Linked DNA regions of Homo sapiens: region 2 is linked to region 1. Evidence: chromatin loops called from intact Hi-C (ENCODE). Cell type or tissue: PC-9. All regions are shown on one strand.

What was found. Peaks named below come from ENCODE experiments on the same cell type or tissue, not always from the same donor. Only the 100,000 strongest peaks of a DNase experiment are listed, where the experiment ranks them.
Region 2: a loop joins it to region 1, with 4 times the contacts of the local background. A loop is called at or near these places in 5 of 110 quality-filtered maps.

The regions. Positions count from the first base shown.
Region 1 is chr1:29,202,060-29,204,559 of GRCh38, reverse strand. It overlaps MECR (mitochondrial trans-2-enoyl-CoA reductase), which reads left to right. Exons shown (of 10, transcript NM_016011.5): 5 at 1,327-1,429. Among named protein-coding and RNA genes, the nearest start is that of SRSF4, 21 kb to the right of the region's middle. RefSeq lists a silencer at 1,439-1,528. In PC-9, a CTCF peak has its summit at 1,501 (motif pointing right); a DNase peak (open chromatin) is centred at 1,589; H3K4me3 peaks cover 420 bases; H3K27ac peaks cover 695 bases.
Region 2 is chr1:28,639,911-28,642,410 of GRCh38, reverse strand. All of the region lies in intron 1 of TAF12 (TATA-box binding protein associated factor 12), which reads left to right. Among named protein-coding and RNA genes, the nearest start is that of TAF12, 1.9 kb to the left of the region's middle. In PC-9, a CTCF peak has its summit at 1,353; no DNase peak of the experiment used is centred here; H3K4me3 peaks cover 598 bases.

The DNA of each region.
Region 1 (2,500 bases):
ATATATATATAATGGAAACCAAAGTTTCGTGAAATACCCTTACTATGTGTGACATACTCTGTTATTTTTTATTCTCTTCTCAATTTTAACTTTAAAAAAAAAAGGTGCTTGCAACCAACTAGATTGATTCATAATCCACTGGTGGGTGACAACCTGTACGTTGACCCCTGGTGAAGACGAGTGGGCATTCTTCTTCCAGGAAGTCCTCTATCTCTAGTTTCAGCCCGTTGTGTGACAGATCCCTGCTGCCTCTCAAAAACCAGATAGCATTTCAAATTCAACAAAGCACTTTCCCGGACACGATGCATTTGACTCTAATCGGGGGCACTTTTTTTTTTTAATAGAGGGAGTCTCGCTCTGTCACCCAGGCTGGAGTACAGTGGCGCGATCTCAGCTCACTGCAACCTCCACCTCCCGGGTTCAAGCGATTCTCCTGCCTCAGCCTCCCTAGTAGCTGGGATTATATTTTAAGGGAAGGAAACTGAAGTTCACAGAGGTCATGACTTGCCCTGTCTGTTTAGTTACAATCATTGGTGAAACTGAGACTCATGCCCAGATCTGTCTCATTCCAGAGCCCACATTTTTCCCAGCATGTCACACCGCCTTCCCCAATGGCCAGGTCCAAAGCTAAACCTGGGCTTTGCCACAGAACTGTAGGACCCTGTTTCAGGGGCTGCCAGTTTCTCCAGCGCAGCTGTAATCCCATTTCAAGGCAGTGCACCTTTATTAAACACTGCAGAGAGGAATAGGGCATGACCCTTCCCTCTCAAGAAGCTGCAAGCTGTTGATAGAAATGGACCTATATACAATGAAGTGTAAGATGGGGCAGACCGTGGTATGTGCATTAATACAGATGCCCACAGAGCACTGTGGGAGCACATAGAGGGAACAATCCAGGAAGGCTTCATGAAGGCTGCACTTGAGCTGCGCTTCAAAGGATCTACAGGATTTCAATAGGAAGGAAGAGAGAAGGAGGGAAACATTGCAAACCAAGGAAATAACCTAAGTAAAGACTTGAGGACATAAAAGTTGGGAGGATGACGAAGGCTATAAAATATTTTACATAGCAGGGCAGGGTCTAAATTATATCCAGTGTAGATGCTGAGTTGCCAAGTCCTGGGAGGCATCGTGAGTGTTGTGGAAGTTTAGGAGGCATTAGGAGAACAGTGAGAAACAGTGGAAGGTCTGAGAAGACTCAGCAGCCAGGTCCTGGGTCCCTGTTGAGCCTGAGGACTCCCTTGCCTACAGAAGGATCCCCGGCTGGGAGCCTTTGACCTATTGCAGATCTATACAGGGCTTGATTTGGTTCTCTTCCTGGCTCCACAGGGGATTCTGTCATCCAGAATGCATCCAACAGCGGAGTGGGGCAAGCAGTCATCCAGATCGCCGCAGCCCTGGGCCTAAGAACCATCAATGTGGTCCGAGACAGGTGCGTGGGGAAGGAGGCTTCATCCCAGACCATGTCTTGGGTCTTTCCCACCTCCCATCCCTGCGGTGCCCAGTTGTCCACCAGAGGGCGCCCTTGCATAAGCATAAACTGGCTTTAGGCATCGCTAACAGTTGGCGGCTGAAACAGATGAGTCAGTCCTAAGAAATGAAGTCCAGCTGGCTTTTGGCGATAGGATGAGTGAATCTGACATGTAAAGAGAGGGCAGGAAGGAGGTGGAGACTGCCCTTACTGAATAGCTAAGACTTTCTGAGACTCTTGGCTTGTGATAACCTCATGTTTTCAAAACCCCAGTTGATATTTGGGAATGATTTGAGCTGTATTATTCTTTCTGTGAACTGTCTAACCCAAGGCCCCTTTACCCTTGCTTTTGTGTGGTACTTGGAAGTGCGCTAAATACAGACGTGAAGGAGACAGGGGCAGGTTTGTCATCTGTCTTTTACAGATGAGGAAACTGAAGTTTCAGGGAGCAGCTTGCCCTGGAAGACACAGCAAGTCAGTAATAGACTCGGTTTCCTCACTTACTCTCTTTCCATCATATCGTCCAGTTTCTCTAGGCCTCACTGTCCATGAATGTGGCTGTGGCTGTCATGGAAGCCCACTCTTAGTATAATCGACACCAGCTTCAGTTCCTCAGTTGTACTCGCAAAAATAATTCCATTTGCCTTAACCAAAGAGACCCAGAGCCACTCCTGGTCTAGACTGTGTATGTCCAACACTCTGAAGAACCACTTGAAAAGAGGGGGGAAGTGGAGTTTGTCCTTTCAGTAGAAGAAATCAGGAAGTTAAGTGACTTCTCCCTGGGCACAGATGGCTTCTAACACTATTGAGCTGTCAGGGCCTGTGAAAACCACCCAGTCTCACTCTGTTGCCAGTGAGGAGACAGCCAAGAGCTATTGAAGCTGCATGAAATTAGGTGGCTGGTCCCTGCTCAAGCCTGGCTTAAACCTAATCCCAGCTTCCTGCAAAAAGAAGCACGGGTTCTCCCAGCTGTGGCAGAGAGGTCCTGGGGGGCTTTGGTGGAAAAAGCTGGCAGATGTGACCAGGGACCTA
Region 2 (2,500 bases), 560 kb after region 1:
CCAAGCTCCTAAAAGCCTTGGATCTAAGGGACCATGGATATGAGATCAGCCTACAAAGTAAAGGGAAAGGGTTTGGAAAAGATTTAGTGATCCATTTTTTCACAGTATTCCCTGAACCCAGAGAGATAAAGGACGTATTCAGGGGAAGACAACTTCTCCTTCGCACTGCCTACTTGGCTCTTGGCAAGCTTTTCTTGTGTCAGATACTCAATCTAGGAAGCCCATATGCAAACATCTTCATTTTCTGCTTCATTCTTGGGAATCAGATGTGAAGTTGAAAACAGTTGGAACTCAGTTATGTACTTGATAAGTGCTTTAAATCCCATTCCACTCAACCCTGAATGAGCACAGATCTCTGCATCTCAAATAAAAGAATGTCAGTGATGGAAGAGTCCCAAAAGATCATCTTTTAAAAACTCCTATTTTACATTTAAGAAGGCTAAGGTTCAAAGAGGCTTAGGATTACAGTGAGGCAATGGTTAGTTAGATCATAATTTTAATACAGTACCCTTCTGTGCGTAGCAAATGAGATGCTTGGTTAATGTTCCTTAAATGCTTCTAGAATCTTTGCTTTATCTTCAAACTCAGGAGGGAATTTTTTTTTTTTTTTTTTTTTTGAGACAGGTTCTCTCTCTGTCGCCCAGTCTGAAGTGCAGCGGCTCAGTCTTGGCCCCGTGCACCTCCAACCTCCTAGGCTCAAGCAGTCTTCCCACCTATACCTCCTGAGTAGCTGGAACTACGGGCGTGTGCCACCACGCCCTGCTAATTTTTAAATTTTTTGTAGAAACAGGGTCTCACTATATTGCCCAGGCTGGTCTCAAACTCCTAAGCTCAAGTGATCCTCCCACCTTGGCCTCCCAAAGTGCTGGGATTACAGGCATGAGTCACCTCACCCCCCTTGCAGTTTTTGTTTTTGTTTTGTTTTGTTTTGTTTTTTTGAGACAGAGTCACCCAGGCTGGAGTGCAGTGGCACGATCTCGGCTCACTGCAATCTCTGCTTCCCCAGTTCAAACGATTCTCCTGCCTCAGCCTCTCAAGTAGCTGGAATTACAGGTGTGTGCCACAATGCCCGGCTACTTTTTGTATTTTTAGTAGAGACAGGTTTTTGCCATGTTGGCCAGGCTGTGTTTCGAACTCCTGATCTCAAGTGATCCGCCCGCCTCAGCCTCCCGAAGTGCTGGGATTATAGAAATGAGCCACTGCGCCCGGCCCAGTTTTTATTTCCAGTAAAAACTGGAAATTTTTACAGTTTCTGATAATTTGAGTGTTGTTACTGTATTGACATTAATACAGTAAATGTCACTTAATAGTAAGGAAACCTTTATTTTTATTTTTGTGTTTTTGAGACAGGGTCCTGTTCTGTTGCCCATATTGGAGTGCAGTGGCATAATCATAGTTCACTGCAACCTATATTCTTGGGCTCAAGCACTCCTCCTGCCTCAGCCTCCTGGGACTGCAGGTATGAGCCACTACACCCAGCTAATTTTTAAGTTTTTTTGTAGAGACAGTGTTTGGCTGTGTTGCCTAGGCTGCTGTTGAATTCTTGGCCTCAAATGATTCTCCCGCCTTGGCCTCCCAAAATGTTCTTATAGGCATGAGCCACTGCACCTGGCTGGAACCTTTAAATAAAGCTCAGTGTTATTTATTTATTTAATAAGCTGTTTGGAAAGTCATAAATAAGTGTGTCCTGTATTTTTAGTGCAAACATTTACTAGGGATGGCTGCTTTTGGATAAGGATGGTGGGGAGACTTGCACCAGTCACTTCCTTCAATATTAATATCTTTTTCTGAAACCTACTCAGACTAACGAGGCACAGCTTATGCACTATCGAGTATTCTATGATTTAATTATCACAGCCCCACAAGTTAGATATTGTCAGTCCCGTTGTACAGATAATGAAATAGGTTTAGAGAGGTTACTTTGCCTGAAATCACACAGTGACCCAACCCCAGTTACATGTGCCTCTAAAACTTTTTTCTACTCTTCTAAGTGGATTCCTCTCAGTTTGTCCATCAGCAAAATAGAAGTAATCGTTATACAAAACATATAATTGAATGAAAGCATCTCCTCCTTCTTAAGGCTCCTCTAAATGTCAAGGACTATAACATATTAGGGTACTTATGTATTGTGGCATTTGAGAACTAAATTCTGTTTTCACAGAAGCATAGATTATTCAAGATAGAAAAACGGGAACTTTGTAGAGCTTTTCCTTGCAATGTAGAAAGACATTTAATTTTAGATTTAGGAGGCCAAGAAAGACTAATTTGGACTGGGCATGATGGCTCACACCTGTAATCCCAGCACTTTGGGAGGCCAAGGCGGGCGGGTCACCTGAGATCAGGAGTTCGAGACCCGCCTGGCCAACATGGCAAAACCCCGTCTCTACTAAACATACAAAAATTAGCTGGGCATGGTGGCACATGCCTGTAGTCCCAGCTACTCTGGAGGCTGAGGTGGGAGAGAATCACTTGAATCCTGGAGGTGGAGGTTCAATGAGCC